Linked DNA regions of Homo sapiens: all the other regions are linked to region 1. The links are chromatin loops, found by intact Hi-C in ENCODE. Cell type or tissue: GM12878. All regions are shown on one strand.

What was found. Peaks named below come from ENCODE experiments on the same cell type or tissue, not always from the same donor. Only the 100,000 strongest peaks of a DNase experiment are listed, where the experiment ranks them.
Region 2: it touches region 1 in a loop (2.6-fold over the local background); 2 of 110 quality-filtered maps call a loop at or near these places.
Region 3: a loop joins it to region 1, with 3 times the contacts of the local background. A loop is called at or near these places in 9 of 110 quality-filtered maps.

Annotation. Positions count from the first base shown.
Region 1 is chr4:138,187,526-138,195,525 of GRCh38, reverse strand. The region is part of intron 6 of SLC7A11 (solute carrier family 7 member 11); the gene reads left to right. Among named protein-coding and RNA genes, the nearest start is that of SLC7A11, 51 kb to the left of the region's middle. RefSeq lists an enhancer at 4,798-4,857. In GM12878, no CTCF peak of the experiment used is centred here; DNase peaks (open chromatin) are centred at 3,224 and 4,965; H3K27ac peaks cover 2,577 bases.
Region 2 is chr4:138,338,939-138,346,938 of GRCh38, reverse strand. All of the region lies in intron 1 of LINC00499 (long intergenic non-protein coding RNA 499), which reads right to left. Among named protein-coding and RNA genes, the nearest start is that of LINC00498, 30 kb to the right of the region's middle. In GM12878, no CTCF peak of the experiment used is centred here; DNase peaks (open chromatin) are centred at 2,746 and 4,988; H3K27ac peaks cover 1,491 bases.
Region 3 is chr4:138,400,714-138,408,713 of GRCh38, reverse strand. The region is part of intron 2 of LINC00499 (long intergenic non-protein coding RNA 499); the gene reads right to left. Among named protein-coding and RNA genes, the nearest start is that of LINC00498, 92 kb to the right of the region's middle. RefSeq lists an enhancer at 3,035-3,094. In GM12878, no CTCF peak of the experiment used is centred here; DNase peaks (open chromatin) are centred at 2,323 and 3,093; H3K27ac peaks cover 1,328 bases.

The DNA of each region.
Region 1 (8,000 bases):
TCCATGTCTTGTTCTGTTTGAATTTTAGATTCCGTGAGAGGATGAATTTTTGTGTGTAGCTGATGTCTTTATCCCTTTGCTTATTATAATGTCTAGCATATAGAAGATATTTAACAAACATTGATTAAATGAATGAACTTGATATAAAGAATGTTAATAAATGCAATGGGAAATATCCTCCTGAAATTCAGATGGTTTTAAAAACATTTCTTGCAATAAGGTTTTGATAAAAGCTAAGGTTGTAAGATACAGTGACTTATGAAGACATTACGTGAAATAATACAGTCAATGTATGTGACCGTCCAGAGGTCTGACCTGATCCCACAGACAGCCTTTTTAGAATGCAGAAGAGTGAACAGATCACTTATCCTTTAAATGATCTTCTGTAATGATCATTATTTTTCAGCCAGGCTGACACTTTGAAGTTATAATGATGGAAGGTACTTTGATGTGCTGTACTGCTGCTTGAGGACAGAATCACATCTTCAGAAGACAGGAGAAGAGATTGTAAAGTTGGCATCCTATTCTCTCCTGTGAATGACAGAGCAAAATAAATGCAGAAACTTCCTTAGGATGCTCTGTTACATGAGCAAGTGGGCTTAACTGAGTTTTCAAAGAATTCTATTAAACAATCTTTAGGGATTAGCTTTATGTGCTAAAATTATTAAATAATGAACTTTCAAGAAAACGAACTTTAGATTTCATTAATTCAACACCCTTGTCAACTCATGGGGAAGTGTAAGTCCAGAGAGATTTGGTAATCTGTGTTTCTGCTAGTGATGGGGACATGACTAGACCCAGACTTTTCCATAATTCTGTGAAATCAAGTGAATACAAATATCAGAGACAGAACTCCAGAGAAAAGATGTCACCAAAAGACAATTTACATTTGGGATGGTATATATAGACATTTTTCTTGGTTGTGGGAATTTAGAGTATAAAGCTGAGGGAAATGATGGAAGCAAAGAGAAATTAAGAGATGGACAATTGTATGAACCACTTTTGTTTCCCTTGGGCAGAGAGTCCCTGAGCCATTAGATAGTGGCACTTGACTTGAGAAAAATGTTCCTAAAGAGAGGGACATGAATCTTTGTAGTCTAAGAAAAGGCATTAGTAAATACAAAATGAATGCACAAAAGCTTATTTTTCAAAAGTTTTAACTTTTGAGCTGAAAGATAAAAGATCACAACATTTCCATTTCTGCGGGGAATATGAATCTTTATAAATGGACAGCCTGAGGAGAGGAGAGGGAGGGCTTACAGGAGGTTCTGCCATTCTGAGAGCCTTTGTGACCTTTTCAGGAAACTGTCAACTGTTCCAACCAGGAGTCTTCATCACCACTTTCTTGACAGTGACATATTATCTCTCTGAACTGGCAGGGTGCTTAGCCCATCAACTCTGTTTTTTTCTCTTTCCCACCTTTCCCTCTGCTCCATTCAGCTGCTATGTCATGTCCTCTGTGGCCTTGGCATGTGGATTTACCACTTTAACTAAAGCCAGGCCATTTCTATTGGCTTCCCTATCAATTTTATACTTTTCCTACTAACATTAGCTTCATTTGCTAAAATTATTTTTCCCTTAATTACTCTAAGAGTATGAATAGAGATTTATTGCAGTGAAAAATTATTTTCAATTTTAGGGTCAAATATGTGCATACATACCTATATAATCATTCATATTTAGGCATTTTATAAAGCCAACTCATCTATATTTTATTTATTTATTTAAGATGAAGTCTCACTCTTGTTGCCCAGGCTGGAGTGCAGTGGCACAGTCTTGGCTCACTGCAACCTCCGCCTCCCGGGTTCAAGCGATTCTCCTGCCTCAGTTTCCCAAGTAGCTGGGATTACAGGTGCCTGCCACCATGCCTGGCTAATTTTTCTATTTTTAGTAGAGATGGGGTTTCACCATATTGGCCAACCTGGTCTCAAACTCCTGACCTCAGGTCCACCCGCCTCAGCCTCCCAAAGTGCTAGGATTACAGGTGTGAGCCACTGCACCAGGCCCAATTCCTATATATTTTAAACTATAGGAAGCCAGCATTGGGTCCACAAAGTGATGTAAAGACATGACTTTGAGCATCTAGAACAGTGATTTTAAAACCTACCTCAACTACTGGAACACATCTTTCTTTGATAGAATGTCAATACATAAAACTAGTAAGAGAGGACTCATCTGGTTGAAATGAGTGAGAACAGGATAGTCTATAATCCCATTGCTTATCTTATATTCTAATTCCCAGAGCACCCTACTTGAAAGCCAGTTGTTTAGTTGATCACTAGATATCAAAGTGAAATGATCAATATTAGTTGCACTTGCCTTTTTTGGTCAGAAATGTTGGAGGCAATTTTGGGTGGTAGAAGCAGTAGTTCGTTTGGTGGGATTGAATGTCTCCATGTTTACTTGTTTCATTTCTTATTATGCAGCAGAAATGTGATGGGGCCTGGTTGTGTGTGTATAGTATAAGTGTTGTCAGTTCCTTCTAAGACATGCGTTTACTGTCTAAGGGAATTTTGAACCTCATTCCCATTTACCATGCCAAAACATATATATCTATTTTATGTTGCCTTGTTTTTAGCATAAGAGTATATTTACTTAACGTTGCTTGTCTTATTATGAGTCCTTGGGCAAAACAAGAGGCAATTGTACTTTGTTCTTTGTTGGATGGGTGGCAGTTTTCAGAAATGCAACAGATTTTTAAATTTCAAAATAGCAAACAATGGGGTCTATCTTTCCTCTGTTTTGGGGAAGTAAGAATAATAATTATTTTCTCTCCTAGCTTTTAAAGATGAAAATCAGTTTTTATTTGATATTGTAATTTAGGACATCATTTTAATAATTTTATATCATATGCTTGTCTCATAAATAATATACTATACAATAAAATTTAATGAGGACCCACTTTAAGTCTTGTATAGACTAATTAAAAGCTACAAAAAAGTCTTGATATAATGAGGTCCTTCATTCTTTTATTAGTTAGAATAATGCTAGCTGTTACAACAGACAACCCACAAAATTTCAATGGCTTTAAACAATCAAAAGTTTATTTTTAAAAATTATATAACACTCCATTATTGGTGTCCCTGGCCACCAGTAGGCTTTCACGTTTATTCTGTGACCCGTATTCCTTTCATCATGTGGCTTTGTCATGCTATAGGTCCTTTGCAACTAGCTCACTCAGGAAAAGAATGTCACAAGGTGACACACTTAACCACCTTGGTCTTCAATGACACATCTACTCACATTCTGTTTGCAAGAATGAGTCACTTGCCCCTCCTAGATAAAAGAGGGGCTGGGAAATGTGGTGTCTGTTTTGGTAGCTGCTTCTCATAAATAACTTATACTTTGGAAAGAGAAAACAGACTTTTGGTGAGTAGTTGGTTGTCTGAGCTGTAAATCTGAATCTTAGAAACACTATTATAAAAATCGTTTACCGAAATGTTGCATTATCTTAGTGTTGTGTAGACCAAATCCTGAGGAAAATAATAAATTTTTTTAAAAAATTAAAAACAACCTAAGAGATACAAGAATTGAACATCAGTGTAAAATTTAATTTATTACTATTAAAATATTTTGTGTTCTTAGTTTTTTGTTAGTATTTTATTTAAAACCAATTTTGCTTTTGTACACTAGAACTTCCCTACAAATATGTTTGTGTTTATCCATGATAAATATGGATAACTGTAATGTATCTGGAAGACAAACTCTAAGTCTTTAGAAAATGAGAAAAAATGAGATGCAGACAATGCAAATTTTTTGTGTGTATGAAATGCAAGCAAATGAAAATTTACTCTCAAGCTACATTTTGCTGAATAATTTTATTTAGTCATGAATTTATTCTAATAGTAGAATAAAAATAATGAATAGATAAAACTGCTTATATTTATGTTTCTGATTGCTTATTATTCCATATTCCTGAGTTGTGAGTTTTCATTTTAGTTCATTTCTCTGTGTGGTGGTGGCTAAGAGTGACCCTTCTGGCCATTTTTCTATGTGGCTTTGCTGCACTTTTCTCCTTCCTTTATGCATCTCTGCACATTTTTCCATGAGCTTCCTTCAACCCTGCAGTCTTTTAATCTTTGTCTGTTCATTTCTTACATCTCCCTACAGGTCTCTCTGTCTTCTCTTCTTTTATGGAGTTCTTCATCTGTGGACAATGGAGAATGGTGAGATTTAGATTAGACATCAGTGGTATTGAAATTTAAAATGTCTCAGTGAAAACACCCATAGCCTTGCCGTGGTTCAGTAAGAAGCAGAGGGCAGGTGTTTGATGCTGGAAATCAGTGAGATCACTGTGCACATTTATGTAACAATATGCTCGGCCCATCACTTTGTTCAGCCTTGGCCCAGAATCATCATTAAGCATGAACATGAACCACAGACCTTTAAAAAATGTTCATAAATAGGCTTATTGAATGTTTTCTTTCTCTTGCTATATTTTTTTCAGTGACCACCTATGCCTTCCCTGCAACTATGTGCTATGTCTCTTCAAATACATTTCATTTATAATGTTTTTAATAGCCAAATTCCCACTCAGTAGAAAACTAGAGTTACTGCCATAGCACTAAATGACAGTGAGGCAAAATCACTGAAAACACACAAAGAAATGTGTGTTCTTCTACAGATGCTCTCAGTCATCTGTAGTCCAATTTTTTTCATGTCTGGAAAACTATTTGTTTTCTTGAACGCTTACTTGTACTTCAATCCCTGCTAGAAATGTCAGAAATCAGAGAGGCAGATAGGACTGTTCCATGTCAAGGGGTCTCTGGAGAGTTTAGTGTGAGCAAGAGTCAGGGAAAGTATGTCAAAATGTATGGAAGAAAACTCATGTGAATGAAAAATACGGATAGCTTTTCTTTGAAATGTACTCATTTACTTTTTTTGTCTGCAACACATGACTGAAGTTTGAAGGGTAGAATAAAATTAACAGCTGTGGTAATAAGATAGAGTACTTCTGCAAAAAAGTAAATTGGTGGGTTGAAAAGAGAGAAGTGAGAGATGTTTGCGTCATTTCTGGGTCAGACCTACAGAAAAGCTTTCAAGGTCTTTACAGGGTCACTGTAAAGAAAATGTGAAACAAGTATGATTCAAAAATAAATGCTTTGAATCAAAAGGTACTTAATATAATTATAAGTACTTTATGTTGAGATAAATTACAGCTCCATGTCAATTGTATGTAAAGAAATAGTCCCCAGTTTCCCTTTATGTTTTAAATCTTACATTTTAAGGTATTTGCCATTTTTTGTTCTTCTTAATTTTTTCTCTTTCCCTCCTTTCTTTTTTTCTGAATGCCAAGTACATTTGTTAAAATATTTAGAATTTTTAAATAGAAATGTGAAGCATCAACCATTTCTCTCCAGAACACACAAATGTAGGTTTTGACAGAACTGCCTATCCTCATGCCTAGCCCCACAGCACAAAGACAAGCTTAGATGCCCCGGGATCCATGAGTTCTGTAGTCACCATTGTATGTGTCCAACAGAGGGGAGTGTATATGATCTATTTGGACTTGCACAAATCTCAGAAGACTGTATTCATGTTATAAAATAATCTTGAAATATCCTAAATTCAGACGATTAGAGAATTACTCATGTAATTCAGACCACTCATGTGGGCTGAATGTCAGAAATCCTTCTAACCTTCAGGTCTCCTTGACTTCTCTGGAGAATCAAGCTAGGTTTACTCATTTCATTTTCATAGCAAGGATCACTTTTAGCGAAAATGATGCACTGGAAACAATAGTCATTTCTGATGCTCCATGATAGAGTTGCAAAGCATGCTTTAAAAAATGCACCTTATTCTGCATTATTTGCAAGTTTACTTGTGGTGTGAATGTTTTTTCTACTATTTCTACTATTAGATGTGAAGAAAAGTATACTTGGCTTAAAATGTGTCACACCATGACAATTAGTCTTCTAATATTTGCCTCATTTATATAAAATATAATACATGTTTGTCAGCATGTAAAGGTCCTGGGGGCCTTGTACCTAGAGTTAAAGCAGGCACAAAGCAGCCATGACATTGTGACAAGATATACCATGCGTGTGGAACTCAGGGCCAGAAGAGGTGGGTTCTGGTTCCAGCCCTCCCGCTTACTACTTTTGTGACCTTGGTTATGTCACTCAACCTCTCTGAGCCTTGGTTTTCTTGTTTAAAAATTGCGGGTATTACTTCCTGTTTCCATGGGTTGTTGTAAATTTTGTTTGCCCATGCTCCTTCTCATTCCACAAACGATTTAAAATGACATGCATATATTTAAAGATAAAATAAGATGTATTTGCCAGTGCTTTGTAGATTATACAAACATAAGTTGCCTGCCATCATTATAGGGCCATTTTCATTTCTGGGGAGGCCTATCACTCGGAACAAAAATGCTTCTAAGCACATGTTTTAGAGATTTCCATTTAACAATTTCAAATAAAGCAAGTATGTGTGACGTAGACTGGTTGTAAGTGCCAATTTAAAATAAGCCCATAAGAAAAGAAGACTATCCAAGACCTTTTCGACTGAAGACCATTTACAACTAATAAAAATAGCAGACTCTCACATACTTAATGCCTGTTAATTGAAAAGAGCATATATGACAAAAAGCTGTTAGGATTAAGTAACTCTTGTAAATGGTATTTCGTTAGTCATAACAAACATGTACTAACATTTGAGAAAGAATAGAACTTAATTTTGTTAAGAGTGAGTCATTTTTACTCAGCTTAAAAATTATGCTTTTGTTGCATTTAGGATTGGTGGATACCTCACAAGAACACAGAGGCTTTGAAATATCCGTGGCCTACTGGTTCCTTCCTCTAATTCCCTTCATTATCAAGTGCCATTTGCCTTAATCTTGGGTTACTAGTAATGCTATCTGCGCTGTGCGTCTAAAGCCTCCAGAAAGATTGCTCAGGCATGGCCTAATAGCTTTTATCAGTTCACCCAGTGGCTCTTACACTTTGATACCTGAAACCTAGAGTTAACTGTGTAGGACCAAGCTCTTCTGAAGGAGTCAACTGCTCTCCTCTGTCAATAATGGCTGTTTATGCCAAAACAGCCAAGAGAACCTCCCCACCCCCTTCCCTCTGTCAAAGTGAAATGGAACCTAAGAATGGAAGCTAGTGGCTATTTTGCCATACCCCAACCAACTTGCTATTGCTTAATTCCATCTAATTATCAGCTGGGCGTCGTGGCTCATGCCTGTAATCCCATCACTTTGGTAGGCCGAGGCAGGAGGATCACTAGAGGTCAGGAGTTTGAGAACAGCCTGGCCAACATGGTGAAACCCTGTCTCTAATAAAGATAAAAAAATTAGCTGGGTATAGTGATGGGTGCCTATAATCCCAGCTACTGGGAGGCTGAGGCAGGAGAGTTGCTTGAACTTGGGAGGCAGCAGTTGCAGTGAGCTGAGATTGTGCCCCTGCACTCAAGTCTGGGCGACAGAGTGAGACTCTATCTTAAAAAAAAAGAAAATTTTTTTAAAAAAGAATAATTATAGAGAAATTACTGGATATGCTGTGCATTGCAACAAGATTAGACTCTTTCTCCTTTGTTTATATTTTAAGCTGTTATTTTTCTCACTAATATCTGTGTAGTATATTTGGCTGATAGTAAGATTGTTAGTCTGTTTCTGTTTATCTGAGGCATGGTTACCTTCCCTCCTTCTCTATAAAAAAAAGTTTTTTTAGGGAAATTTATTGTGAGCTTCTGTTTTCTTTTAAATAATACATAATTTTAAAATTCTATTTCCCAAACAGTGAAACGATTTGAAAACATTCACTTGACATTACAATTCATGTTACACAGAAAAGTGATAAAAATCATGAAATCAGTTTGCCCCCTTCTTTATGATAGATAAAACTGTAGTGTTAAAGAATACATGAGAAATACTAGTTTGATAAAAGCTCTAATAAACTTTATATTAAACAACCATGATTTTCCTTAAAAGTAATAGAGTTGAGGGACCCACATGCTTGAAAGTGAATACACTTTGGTGGTCCAAATGCCCGAATTTC
Region 2 (8,000 bases), 150 kb before region 1:
TTATAATTAAGGATTACTTGGAGGCCAGATTCTTCGTTCTTTTGCCTGTCTGTCTAGCTGTTACTTTGTTTGAAGAATACAATGTTCTCATCATTCCTAGTCTTACCAAGTATATGATTCAGTCCTTGTCTTTGGAAGCCCCATTGCTGTTTTCTGTTAACCTCTAGGATCATTTGGCAGTGGCGCAGGGAATATAAAGCGCTCTTCCAATTGCGACCCATCTTCTAGCAGGGAGACTCACAATCTAAACTCCATGACAGACTATTTGCGACCTTAAAACAGAATCAAAATAGCCTTTGTTTACCTGTATTTGGAAATATATTTTGGACTGTACATATAATATTCTCATTGCCCCAAACACACAATTTGGACAGAGTCTTGCATTCCTCTTCCAGAATTTTAAAGTTACATAAAGTTGTAGTGGCTGCATATTCATTTTGAAGTCTGCCAGTCAAAAATCATTCACATCTGCATTTCATGAGTGTTGGGCCAAGCTAGGATGGAGAGATATTATCTTCATCATTTCAAGTTCTGAATTTTATATGCAGGTTACAGATAAAATCATAAGGACAAATAATCCATCATTATCACTTACAGTCCACAGCATTTTCTGTTGCATGGACTAAAGTTTCAGGTTATGTACTTACTATAAATAAGAAGAGGATAAGAGCTAACATTTACACGGCATTTCCCAAACATTAATTAATTCAGCAGCAAAATAAATATTATATCTTATGACAGAAAGCTGCCCAAATTTTATAACTAAATTATTTATTACTTGGGAAATGTTTTAGTTGTACGGCGATCAGATAAGCAGAAAAAAAGGGACTGCAACACAAGGTGTTCTTATTGTTCATGTTTGCACTGAGATAATTTGATGGGCCTAACTCTTCATAGGGAATACACCTGGTATTTTAACTTACTCCAGTGATAGTTACACAGCAGTAGGCACACAATGACTAGCTTATAATACTGTTTAAATAAGTTGCAAATAACAAGTCAAGAAAACTATAAATAAAGCATTAGTTAGACGTAAACAAATTAGAAATGTGGATGAATCTGAGAGTAGGGATTTGCTGAGAAAGGATAAATGATAAGTGCATTTGTTTCTCAGGGCAGCTGTACCAAATTCCCACAAACTCAGTGGACTCAAACAACACAGATTTATCATCTTACGGTTCTGGAGGTCAGAAGTCTGCAGTGGGTCTCACTGGGGCAAAATCAAGGTATTGGCTTGACTATATTCTTTTCTGGAGGTTCTAGGGAAAAATGTGATTTTTTTTTTTCCAGCTTTGAAGCCTGCCTATGTTCTTCCATTTCTGGCTCCCTTCCATTTTCAAATTCAGCAAAGGCTGTTCAAGTCTCACATTGTATCACCATAAGACTGACTCTTCGGCCTCCCTCTTTCAAGTTTGAGGGCCTTTTTATTACATTGGGCCCACCTGGATAAATCCAGGATGCAACACCTATTTTAAGGTTAGCTGGTTAGCAACCTAATTTCACATGCAACCTTAATTCCCTTTGCTAGGTACCCTAACATATTTAGTTTCCAGGATTAGAACATAGACATCTTTGTGGGACCCTTATTCTGCTTATCACAGGAAGGTAATATGATACAGTGATGTGATATAGCAGAGCGCCCACCTCGTAAAGTCAGGACTGGCTCTAACTTGATAAGTATAAGGACCACCTTGATCCAAGCCACAGCTCATGCCTCTGGAGTTTCTACTATAATATAGCTAGAAAGAATTACCCAAGTCAGAAACCTGAACATCATCCTCAAAGCCTCTCTTTCCCATCACCTACATCTGATTTTGTTATCAAGATCTGTTAATTTTGCCTCTTAAATATCTCCGGAAATTCTTCCCTTTGTTGCATTTCTTATCTTATCTTCTTAGCTCAGGTTCTCGTCAACTTTCACCAGAACAATTGCATTTATCTCCCAGCAGGTGTTTCTGTTTAAAGTCTGAAGTTAGCCCATCTCTATTTCCCACATAAGTATCAGGGTGGGCTTTCTAAAACACAAGGCTGTTTATGTCATTTTCCTTTAATAATCACGTAACGGCTGCCCATCCTTCATAGGAGAGATTCTCATCTTGAGAGAATCACAATCTTTCTAAAAAGGCATTTTGAGCTACTGAAATGTAAATTTTCACTCACCTAGCCCAAGTTTCTAAGATGTTGCTTTAGGGATCATACCCCTTCCCCCTCATTGATCAACCATTTGAATACCATTGTGTAAGTATCTGGTACACAAATAAGCACAACTATTAGATACAGAGTGATTTTTTTTTCTCTCCATGGTCCCTTAATGCTTTGTTCTTTGGAGCTAGTTTTTACTCTGCTCTTGGTGAAAACTCCACCATACCACTGACCTTTGTAATTAATCTTAGGTAATACAAAGTCATAGGATCATCAAATATATATAGCTGGGGAGAATTACACAAGGAGAAACCCAAGCATAATATTCAAAACCCTGTCTTCCTCACTACCTACATAAAATATGTTCATCAAAAGCCTTCAGTTATGCCTCTTAGACATCTCTTGGATTTGTCTAGTTTCATATTACAGGTAAAATGTCCAACTGCACTCAGATTACAGCTATTCTTCTTTTCCTAACTAAGGCCGACTGGTGGAAAGCTTGCAGTTGGGGAAGTGGATGTGGTCAGACTTTTCATTTTGGACAAGCTCTTCTCTCAAGTTGAAAAGTGTGGTTTCTAATTGTTTTAAATGTAGTGGAGGAAGTGATATGTGGGCTGGAAATATCCTACTTGACTGGTATATTCAAAAGTTGATTTCATACTCTCAGGACATGGCTGAAGTTAAAAGCCTTCTTCTTCTTGGTTGCTGAAATTGTGGTTCTCTTTAGAAGTCTCAACACTGGGACTTCTAAAGAGTACATGTAGATGTAGAGCACTCATCTACATTTCCCTTGATGCAGGTGATATACTTTTCTCTGACTCTAGGAATGCTGTATTTTAAGCATTGTCATGCTGAGGCCTGTTTGCCCCTATGGGTGACCCTGTAATAAAGGAGTTCACATGTAGCCCAAATCTAGTTACAGCAAACACTCTTGCATGCTTTGTGTCAACCAAAGTTGGGAGTCAGGCAACTGAAATATGCTGCCTCCCCTTCCTTCCTCCTGCTTGGAACAGCTGGCCAGCCCCACTCTGCTTTTTGAATTTTCCCTGTGGGAATCAGACTTCAATCCACTGTGTCACTCCAATAGCAAGGACACCTACCAAGCTCTCGGTTGAAGCTCTCTCATTAGGGTTGAGGTGAGAGGTGAACAGATCCTTTCCCTTGGAGCTGGTGTTTCTCACAGCAGATTAACCCATGAGTAGCTCTCTCTATGGTCCCCACTAATTCTCTCCACAACTGCTGTCTAAACTCTTATGTTCTTCACATGCATGAGAGGTTTAAGTTTCTAATAAGTACTCTTTTTACTTTCACTTGGTGTGATGGTTAATTTTATGAGTTAACTTGTCTGGGCTACAGGTGCCCAGATATTTGGTCAAACATTCTAGGTGTTTCCGTGCAGGTGTTCTGGAATGAAATCAGCACTAAAAACAATAGGCGGAGGAAAGCAGACTGCCCTCCCTAATGTGGATGGGTTCATCCAGTCAGTGGAAGGTCTGAATAGAACAAAAACACCAACCCTCCCCTGTGTAAGACAGAATTCCTCCTGCCTTGCTTCCTTTGAAACTGGGACATCAGCTTTTTCTTGCCTTTAGACTCAAACTGAAACATTAGTTCTTCTTGGATGATGAGCCTGCCGGCTCTTGGACAGGCGCTCCACCTTCAGCTCTCCTGCAACTCCAGCTTGCTGGCTCTGTCTCTATCCACACACACATCCTATTGGTTCTGTTTTTCTGAAGAACCCTGACTTGGTGATCTATTTTGCAACTCATTTTGGTTTCTAATACTTGTTGCCATATATTCATAGCCAAATTTCCACTTAAACATCGTGCTACACATCTCACATGTAATGAAAAATGTATCTGATTGGAGTGTATTATGCATGTGGACAGTATAGATGAAGAAAAAAGATAAAAAACCCTTTCTAAATCTACACTGTCAAATACAGTAGTCATGAGTCATGTTGGCTGTCTACATTTAAATTTAAAACAATTTAAATAAAATTTTTAAAAAATTGGGTTACTCTGTGGCACAAGACACATTTCAAATTCTCAATAGTTGCATGTGGCTAGTGGCTACCATACTGCACAGCACAGACATGTTGTCGGTGGGCCAGTTCAGGTTCCTGATTTCATCACACAAAGGAATTTGACAGTGAGTCCAAATAAAAGTAGACAAAGGAAGTCAGGTGCAGTGACTCACACCTGTAATCCCAGCACTTTGGGAGGCCGAGGCGGGTGGATCACCTGAGGCCAGGAGTTCGAGACCAGCCTGACCAACATGGAGATAACCCATCTCTACTAAAAATATGAAAATTAGCTGGGCGTGGTTTGCATGCCTGTAATCTCAGCTACTCAGGAGGCTGAGGCAGGAGAATCACTTGAACCCAGGAGGCAGAGGTTGTGTTAAGCAGAGATCGCACCATTGCACTCCAGCCTGGGCAAAAAGAGTAGAACTCTGTCTCAAAAAAGTAAAAAATAAAAAAAAATAAAGGAGTTTATTGGAAAGTAAAAGTGCACTCTGACAGCTGATCAAAGTAGGCTGCTCAAAAGTAAGACAGCACCGACTGATGCTGGGGAAACTCCCTTTATGAGAGTCTTACATGATTTTCATGAAGGGATGGGAATGGGCATTGTTGCTATGCATGTTGTCTGTGGTCTTCTGGACACATATGCACTATTGCTGCCATCCTAGTACATATATTGCATGCCTCCTTAGCATCTTAATTCTCTACATAGCAATGTTTTTAACTATTATAATGAGCATAGGTCAGCCCAAAGACACTGATCATGGGATTCTGTGCTTGTAAAAATTTGGGGACTTTCTCCCCTTCTCTTTTACCAGCTTGTGGCAGGATGTTCTAACCATGAGCCCAAGATGTGGTTTGTGCACTGTTGGGTGGTTTGTTCCTCTTTAAGAGAGCTATGACCACCTTATCTAACCCACCTCAGATGCAGAAGATTTCCCTCATTGCAGAATGTTCTATTTGGCAGCGTTACACTAGATATGTCCAAGTGCATTAGAGAGTACACCAGGCCCTTCCTTCTTCTGACCAAATCATCATTATTCTCTAGCTTACATCTTCATCTAGGCATACAGAAGAATTTGCCACTTTTTAAACTTCACCCAGGTTGCTTCCTGTCTCTGAAATGCTCTTTCTTCGTTTTTCTTCTTCTTGCTCAACTTCTTATTTCACTCAAGTGTCCTTTATACTGTGGAAATTTCCTTATTTCCAGGAAGAATGAGATAGTTACCTTTGCTCTTCTAATGCCCTGTCTATTCTTCTATGGTTGTGCTTATTTATTATTACATTAAATTTTTATTGTTCATGTCTTTTCCTGGGTGTTCACTGGGTTCTGAGCTTCTTTAAGACAGGGACTGTAGCTGACCTGTACAGCTCCTGCCACAATATCTGGCCTGAAGAAGACACTCAGCATATTCTTAAATGACTTAGCCAGTGGCAAAGACCCCCATTGGATTAAAAACCACCATGGGATGCATCTACTTCTGGATCAACCAGGAATCTGTTTCTAATATAATTTCCCCTAAAGTCCATGATTATTCTATTATATTCTCCTATATTATTTAATTCATGATATAGCGTTAGGGGTTGAATTGTGTACTCTCAAAATTCATATGTTAAAGCTCTAACTTCCAGTACCTCAGACTGACTGTATTTGGAGAGTCTTTAAAAAGATGATTAAGTTAAAATGGGGCCATTAGGGTGGATCCCAAATCCAATCTAACTGGTGTACTTGCAAAAAAGGGACATCTGGATACATAGAGAGATGCCAGGGATACATGTGCAGAGGAAAAAACCACGTGACAACACTGCAAGAGGTGGCCAAGGAGAGAGGCCACAGAAGAAGCCACCCTGCTGCTACCTGGTCGCAGCCCTCCAGCCTCCAGGACTGTGAGAAAATACATTTCTGCTGTATAAACCACCCAGCTTTTGATATTTTGTTATGGTATTCCTACAAAACTATATGCATAGGAATATATCTAATACAGCCAAGTAATTTTTCAAAATATTAGTATGTTAAGATAACATATTTTAAAAATAGAATAATTTTATAAAATTTTAGTACTCAAGAAAATTATATAACAAAACTATTCTGGTATTTTTTGTGATCTGATGTCATATGTTACAAAGAACATCAACTCTTCCTGGGTCTTGGGCCTCCTGACTTTTGGATAGGAACTATATAACTCACATGTACACATTTCTATATTCAACACTGTAACTAGTATCTATTGCACATGTAAACAATGCATTAAGTGAATTGGTGGCATTAAGTGAATGTTGTACTGAGTATACACATTTTTCCTTCCTTTTTAACAGAGCTGGAGAAAAGTGAAAAATGCTGGGTTCCTGTGATACAATTACCTAAATAGCCCCGGTATTTGTATATACCCAATGTCCAAGCTCCCCAGATTGCCTCAAGATAAGCTAAATTTTAGAAAATTTTTTTGGTTAACTATTTCTTCTGTTTATTGGCAACGTGTATTTTATTTGTGCTAATTAACTGCCTAGTGTACTTTGTCCATCTTTCTTTTTTTAATTTTTAATTTTATTTTACTTTAAGTTCCAGGATACATATTTATTTAACCAAAAAAAAAAAAAAAAAGCAAATCCAAAAGACATATTTTTACTTCTGAAAACCTATAGGTATAACTGATTTTTACCTATGCTAGTCATTCTGATGATTTCTGTAACTTCTAGTGAGAAAGTGTTGGGATCTTTTCTAAAATTGTGATCCTCATTTTCTACCACCTGATGCAGAAATAACCACTGTTAGGAAGAGTTCTTTGGCTATCTAATTCAGTTGCATATAGAGGGGCTTCTAAAAGTCCCAGAAATCAGTCACAATAGTTTTCTATCTTGGGAAAAGCTCACATTTGCTTTATAGTAACATGCAGAGGCTATCATATTGAGACACAAACCTGAATTCTCTATTTCTCGGCTTTCGATATAAAGAGCTATATTGAGTTCATTCACCCTGTGGGCTTGCCATTCTATGAGTCTACATGATTGAATTTTCTGTTCCATTGATCTGGTGTGGAAAGATGCTGGTAGGAGTCTGGCATAATCAGCGAAAGACTGTCCTAAAATTTATATTTTATTACCTTCTTTTTCTATGTCTGGTAACCACCAAATAGCCACCCTAAAGACCGCTTGCTTTCTATACATTTCTATTCACAGTGGAGGAATATATGGACTGAGCGAGGTGTAAGTTTACAAACATATATATATGCTTGTGTGTGTGTGTGTGTGTGTGTATAATTGCATGTGTATTTATTTTTAGAGGCATATATCATAAAACACATAACTTACAATTTTTATACTACAGACTCAAACTCATGTAAAGAAGGAGTTGCTTTACATTTGAGTTCATTATCTTATTCCATCCTCACAGAGACTTTATGAAGTAGATACTAGTAATATCTAAGTAATATTCTGGATCCAAGGTCACTATAAAATCAGGCTGACTGCAATTAAAACAATTCTCTATGGCTTAGCCCGACAAAGGTTAATACTCACTCGCAAATACTAATGCAGAATTTCTAGTTGGACAGCTTGGCTCCGAGGGGCTAGATCTGGGCCCTTTCCATTAAGTGACTTTACCCTTTCTAAAACTTTCACTTCCAGATGCACAGACTAAAAAGAGTAGGTTTGGAAAATTTCTTGGAATATTTTAGGAGCATGGTGTGAAAGAGGCTTCTATCACTTCTGGCTGCATTCCAGGGCTTGCTGTCAGTCATATGGCCAACTCAGCTGCAAGGGAGCCTGGGAAGTAGAGAGACACACACTGTTATATGCACACTCTAATAGTTCCTGGGCCCCTCACGCAGTCAGTAAG
Region 3 (8,000 bases), 210 kb before region 1:
GGTCCTTATTTATAGCATTATACTTTCTTTCTTTTTTCTATTACTTTCCTTGTTCTTTACTGAAATATAATTCCTCATTGAAACACTATAACAAAAAGAATAAAATAATCTCCATTTTAGATTACTTTGTCTTTACAGTTGTATGCTCACTGACTTGTTGGATCCTCTTGATAACTTAGGAATGGCATTGAATTAGTATTATTTGAGCTTCTTAAAGATACATAGGCCGTGTCAGAGTAAACATCTTGCACATCTGAAATGGGATGGAGCAAGACTTATACCTCTCACGAAGGCCCATGGCCCCTAGGATTGTCCTATTTCCTACAGTGTACCACTTTGGAGGTGTGATTCCCAGAGAAAGAAAATACAATTAGAAGTTTCTATTTAAAACAAAACAGAGCAAATACCCACATTTCTTGCCCATACATAGGCAATATTAAGAAATAGATCACCTGTTTCAATGGAGTTAAATAGACATTAGATTGGGAGAACGTGCCTACTTGGTCTATTTTGAGGGATTTACATGTAATTTTGGAGTTGCAATATTATTTTAAAACTTTCAAAGCACAAATCTTTTTCTTGAATAATATTGCATCCTTCTTTTGATTTTCATTTATTCATTAAAAAAATAAATGCTACGGATTAGCCAGATGGCTTTCAAATCAACAGTGAACAGTCTCACGAAACTACTATTTTCCACCTTAGTTTCCCCAAAGGAAATTAAAGCTATAATCTTATAAAATATTCTACATAATTTAAACTCTTGGTTTAATATTGTCATTTTATGCCTTATGCTTACACCTGCATTTTAATAAATGCAACACAGTGTGCATCTCCTGGTGTGTCTCTGGGGATATGCTTTTTATCCTTTTGTTATTTTGCATTGATTTAGAACTACCTTTTCTCTGGGTCATTTGTGGTGTCATAAGTTCTGTCTTTAAGTGATGGCAATAATACAGAGAAAATTTTCTGTTAATGCCGAGCTATTATTTAAAAGAGATAATAATAATTCTTCATGAGAATCTCTACAACACCTTCCTGGGAGGCCAGGAAGAGGCATTTTAGATGATTCCTTTTTAGCAGCTTGGGGACATGAAAAGACTTGTAGTTTGATGCTTTCTTATGTCCGTAGGTGCAGATGAAATGCGATAGTGTAATCAGTAATCCTTGACAGTGATGACAAGGATGTGTGTTCTGCCTGGGATAATTTCCATGAATTCAAGGGCTGTCATTGAGTTTGGCCTGGGCATGACAGCTTCTTCTTGAGGAAGCCATCGTGTACCCTGATATCACCATTTTCTCTTCCAAGAAACAGCTGATATATTGAACAGAGATGACTTGTGGAATATAGTCAAGAAGTAGCTTAAATGTTCTCTCCCTCTATCCTTTTAAATGTAGTTTGTAAGTTTAGCCTTTTCATTTCTTTGTGAAAAGTTAGGCAGATTCCATGATGTTTCTGGTCACTGTTGAGTAATACAGTTTTCTTGTTACTTCAGGTCACAGAAAACTGCCCCAGTTTAGTAATTTAACTGTCAGAAGCATGTGTTTGTAAAAACTTTGATCTTGTGTTAAAGTTGAAGTTTTTTTCCTTTCTGGCAGCTTGAGTCTGCTGTGAGTGGGAAGCCAGAAGTTGAAGTAGGGGTGGAAGAGATTTATTACCTAGTCTAATACTACTTCTACTCCTTCTCCAATTCACCGGCAGAGTTTTCTGGCTCTTCAAGGATTGGTGCCAGGAAGGAAGAAGTAAGAAAGGCAGCAAAGATGTTACTTCACAGCTCCTTGTGAGGTGATCTAGCATTTTGGCAGTTGTTTACAGCTGACAACTTGACAGATGGTCACAGCAGACTCTTTTGTGGGGGCTTTTGTGAATTTTCTGTAGTTCTCTGTAAGATCTCAAGCAGGGGTCAGCTTGCTCTTTGCAGTATGATCAGTAAATGTGTCTTCTCTGAAGCAAATGATCCCCCTTCTCACTTTGTGGCATATCCTATGAATTCTATCCAGTGCCTGATGAATGTGTGATAATCAATTGATGACAGATAAAGAAACACTGCCATAAACTGAGTTGGTTAATCAATATAATGAAAGAGTTTATACTGATAGGATGTATGGGATAGAAGAAAGCACACATCAACACAATGATAAATAATATTGATATTGCAAGTAGACAGGAATAGTAATGATGGAATTGAAGTCATCTGCAAGGGGCAAAGACAAAAAGGAAAATAAGAAAGAAGGGCATATAGATAAAATTGCATTGTCAAGTGAAAAGAGAATATGTTTAGGATTGTCTGACAATCAAAAACTGTTTAAAAGAGGAAGTTATACCAGCATATTGCATTTGTGGTTAGGTAGACAATAATTTCACAACAGCACATGACTCAATAGGCTTGAACAGCACGAAGTGTCTGCCCAAATGCTACTAAGAATTTAGGCAGTCAATAAAACAGGGAAGAAAAAAGTGAATGGACATTTTTCTTTTCAAGAGAAGCTTTATATGCTTCTTTTAAAAGGATGGAAGTATGTTATAAACAGAAATTAAATGGTTGAAATAGGGTTTAATTTAAAGACAGTAAGACCATCAATATGCTCATTAAATACCAGTTGGCTATTAGAAACCTGTTTAATGAGATTTACCAACCACTAAAACCATCATGTCTGTCAGTTCAGCAGCCATTAAATATCAGTAATTTTGTTTGTTATGGAAAATACAGTTAAACTATTCCAAGAGAGTCAGAAAGTTACAAATAACAATGAGTAATATAATATTTGTTGAGTGTTTATAGCAAACTAGCCACTACTCTAACATTTTCCTGAACACAATTTCCTTTAGTACTCACAAGGTCAGTGTCACTGTGTCCTATTCATAGTTAGGGGAACTGAGGCCTGGGCAGTGTAATTAACTTACCTAAGGTCACACAGCCAGGCAGTGGGTTGAAGCTTAAACTCAGGCAGTCTGACTCCAGAACCCACATTCCTAACCAATGAGTTACCCAATGGTACCTGTCATAAAATATATCCAGCAGTCTTAGGGCAAATCTAATAGTAGCAGCCTTACCTGCTAGAGGCTGGTGATCTGATTTTCAGCCCAGACCTCCATGTGGTCTTTGTCACACTGGTGGCAGGAGTCAGATGGTCTCTTGCAGAAAGAACTGTGAGAGAGTCACCTGTCACAGGCCCTTGCTTTCACTTCTGCACAGTTTCAGCCAGATCAAGGACTGGAGACAGGAAAGCAGGGCTCCTGAAGTTTTGACCCTCCTAGCTCTTTCTTTGTCTCGGATTTTTAATTCTTTCATCACCTGCAGTCTCTCAGATCTACTTTCTCTTTGGTCACTACCCAAAGCTCTCTTTCTTACCATCCTGCATCACCTCGTTTTGTATCTTCCATTTTGTTTGTGGCCTGGGGTGCAGGTGGGCAATGGTATAGGGGAGAGCTTGTCTCAAAGATTCACTGATTCCTGAGGGCAGAGTGTGTTTGCAGAAGGCTGAAAATGTGCACGAAGACCCCCTGAATGTTTTGCATCTGTGGTATTGTATTATGGTTAACATTTTGGGGGCAAATTGTGAATGGTGAAAGCTTAAAAAAAACCCAACTAATTATGAAAGGGAATGTTGTGCTTACATAATTATTGCTTGTCAAAACTGCGCTTAATAAATACAGCCCATAGCAGGATTTTATTCTCTGCATTACAGTTAATAATTAATCCTCCAAACTTATTGTCTACTGCTAATAAACACATACCAAGCTTATTACTCTCTCTAAATTCTTGCCCAATATGTCAACTTGTTTCCTTCTTATTTCTTTTCTCTTACCCCTAATTTTTAAAAGTTGAAATCCATATTATTTCATACTGCTCAATAATGCTTCTAAAAACTTTTTTTCCTAGAGTTTTTCTACAAATAGAAGTGTTGAATAATAAAATTATAATCATATCTTTATCTTTCACTTGGCTAGATTTTGGATTATGCCCTTAGGTTAAGAACTGTATCTTTTGCACCTCAATACAGTGCCAATCACATTGCTACACTTTACAACTAAATAACAACCTTAGTACCAACATATATGAGGTCTTATTAACCTTAACTCTGAACTTATACTTTTAAGGAAATAATTATGCATACACACTAGACTATGTGGGAGTCCAAAGTCTGGAAAAAAATATAGCAAGACCTTTATGTAAGATACTCAACCAAACATATTCAGCTAAAATAAAATACCCAATTCTAGAAATAGCATGTAGTGGATGACACCAGTAAGCTAAACCAGATGGCTTGTATGACAATGTCCTGTGTTAGAGATTCTGAAGTCACCCTTTGGGAACCCATTTCATTGCCTAATATTGAAGTTGGAAAGAAACTCTTTGCATCTGATCTTTATTTTCCTTTATGTAACTAAGTCTGTTTCTTCTTGGACTGTCTATCTGGGAGGTAAAAACAGTTGATTCTTAAAAGAACTCCTCCATTGGTCAGAGTACTCTCATTAAGTCAAGTTTATATTTCTTTCTTTAAGCCAAATAAAAACTCTTGTTATTCATAGTTGCTGATGGGGTAGTTTGCCACATGTATGAAGAGGGCCGCACAATGCACTACATGACGTAAGTTTCACACCTGTGATCTGTGGATAAGTGAACAAGTTCCCAATATTTTCTGTCACCTGGAATGTGCTGATTTAATTGATAAGATTTTCTACCCTGGCTTTCAATTTCCCAGTTTTTAGAGATCCACAGCAGATGATATTAAAGAACCGAAACAATGGCGGTGATAGAACTAACATAGATGCTTCAAAGAGGAATAGTTTATTCTTTATGGTGCAGACTGACACATGTTTTTAGTAGATCTAGTTGATTATCAGCCCACAAGCTTTATGTTTGCTTTTGCAGCTGTTCTATCCAATGACGGAGCCACTAGACCCATGTAGCTTTTTAAGTTTAAAATAGCTAAAATAAAATAAAAATAAAATAAAAAATTTGGTTCTTCAGTCATGGTAGCTACATTTGATTACATGAGGGTAATGGCTGACATATTGGACAGTACAGTTATGGCGCATTTCTAACATTTCAGAAAGTTCTGATGGAGGGTGCTCCTAGTATAGAACAACCCTGGTCTTCGGCCTGCATGCTTGTAGTGACACAGAAAAGTAACTTTCAAAGATCTCTACAACCTAAGACCATATCCTTAGGTTGTTGAGTGCATGGTAAAAGAATATTAGAGATGGGGAAATAATTTCTACCCCATAAACACATTCTCAACAGTAGGACAGACTTAACACAAGAGGGACTTAGAGAGCTTCTCTCTGGTCTCAGAAAATAGTCATCTTTTCCCACTTGACTGCTTATCCATATGGTAATTCTCTTCTTAGGAATTAGGAGAGCCATTGAGTTTTTCACTTTGTTTGCTTTATATTTTCAACATCATTTTATAATGAGTACTTTCTCAAATTCTTTTTTATTTTTATTTTTTGTGACAGGGTCTTGCTCTGTTGCCCAGGCTGGAGTGCAGTGATGCGATCTCGGCTCACTGCAGCCTCCACCTGTCAGGTTCAAGCGATTCTCCTGCCTCAGGCTCCCAAGTAGCTGGGATTACAGGCACGTGCCACCATGCCCAGCTGGTTTTTGTATTTTTAGTAGAGATGAAATTTCACCATGTTGGCCAGGCTGGTCTTGAACTCCTGGCCTCAAGTGATCTGCCCACCTCAGCCTCCCAAAGTGCTGAGATTATAGGTGTGAGCCACCATGCCTGGCCTGAAATTCTGTTAGAGAACATTCACAACCTCCATAATAAAGTAGTTTACTGTTATTTACAAGTCAACTGAAACAAGTTTTAATATTCATTTCTGTGATTTAAAACTCTTTCTTCATAACCCTTTAAATGTATGAAAAAGTGGGATTTTGTGGATTCTAAGGTAACATAATATTAGTAGAGAATGATTTTACTGTTTTTACCTTTGGGTTCTTGTATGATATGGTTTGGTTCTGTGTCCCCACCCAAATCTCATCTCGAATTGTAAAACCTGGATGTTGAGGGAGCGACCTGGTGGGAGGTGGTTGGATCATGGCAGCAGTTTCCCCTATACTGTTCTCATGCTAGTCAGGGAGTTCTCATGAGATCTGTTGTTTGATAGATGTCTAGCAGTTTCCCTTGTGTGCTCTCTCTCTCTCTCTCTCTCTCTCTCTCTCTCTCTCTCTCCTGCCACCTTGTGAAGAAGGTTCTTGCTTCCCCTTCACCTTCTGCCATGATTGTAAGTTTCCTGAGGCTTCCCCAGCCATGCAGAACTGTGAGTCAATTAAACCTCTTTTCCTTATAAATTACAGAGTCAAGTAGTATCTTTATGGCAGTGTGAGAGCAGACTAATACACCATATATATGTATTAATCTCAATGCTTTATTGTAAAAGTGAGTGTTAAGATTGTTTATAGGTGCTTTGCTCCTTCCCACATTTGGTGACAAGGCCCCTCACTGGTATCATGGCAGGCTCTGTACTAAGCAAGATATTAAGATGAAAATTTCATATTGATAATTAGAATGAAAAACATAAGCAATTGTTTGCCAAGTGAGTTACATCTGAGATTGCTCTCCTTAAATTTTTTTTAAATTCAATCTTGGTTTCTAATGAACAACCCTATAGAATTAGTAAATTATTTAAATAAGATTTAAGTAGACTTAAATACATTGCTGTTACTTGAAGAAAAAACAGTCTACTCAAGAATAACTTAATTTTTTCAAAGATAATATTTAAGATGGAGGAGTTATAAAGGAACATATATCTTTGATGTGACTTTAATACTCAAGAGTTGGCTGTTTAAAATCAAGATGAAAATACAGCTGTATTAATTTGGCTCCTTAGTAGCCTCCATCACTCTGCTTAGCACTTCCAGAGGTCTGTTTTCTTTCTTGTTTTCTCAGGTTGATGAACCCATTGTGACAAATGTTAGGGGGTTATTTAAATCCTTTAAAATGCTTCTCTGCAAAATGTGGTTCTTCTTCAGATCCTTAGCTACTGGTAAAAGTGTTTACATCTGGCCAAAACGTTGCCTCTGGGAATCCAGAGGGGTGAAAAGATGAAATGGCCAAGGGCAGCATCCTCATGCATTACATTATCACCTGTCACTATGTCTTAACGTTCTCTGTAAGAACAAGATGGCCCTCCCCACTCAGGCCAAGACCTTGAGCACTGGCCAGATGCCAAGCAGCTTGTTTGACCTCATTAAAATTGAGCGATCATGTAAATGTTTGGGTCTGAGGCCAAATCTCTTAGAGCTGTTTAAAATTTCTGAGGATATTATCATAAGACATTTGATTTGTGATCTTTTCTTAGTATTTTCTAGCTGGGCACTCTGAATGGAAATAGGCCAAGAGGGAATTAGATCTGGAAATTACTATTAAAAGCAAAACACGTACTAGAAAAAACACAGCCAATACATGGCTACTTATCTCACTCTTTTTTTCTCTAAAAACAATTCATGTTGTAAAAACTTAGCAAATATAATACTTAAAAATTATAGTTAAATGAAACTTGTGAACTACAAAAATATGGCGTTAGCTGGCCAGACAAGCAAGTGGTGTTTATTTTCAGGGAGTAGGGATTTGGGGTCCTGACAGCATCTATTTGATACTACGCTAACACAGAGTCATGACCTCTGCTTCCATGCCTATTCTGCTGAAGGTCAAAAAAGTGAATTTAGATTATATAGAAAGTGCAGTACAGGAGAACAGTGCAATTTCTCATGGCTTCATCAAGATCACGTGGGATTGGTAACTGCTTAGATTTTCTGAAGGCTGAAGATTTTCTTGAATATAAATCAAACTCCCATCTATGAAGGATAAATTTTTTACTTCCAGTTTAATTATTTACTGCCAAAGGACATGCTTCTGCTATTGCTTTGGTTCCCGTGAACTTCCCTGCACAGTGGTTCCGTCAAGTTGGTGCAAATGCCTCCACTAATTGGTGTCCTGCCCTGTTGTCCTCATGCTGAGTTCAGCATGAAGTCGGTCTCTCTCAAAGA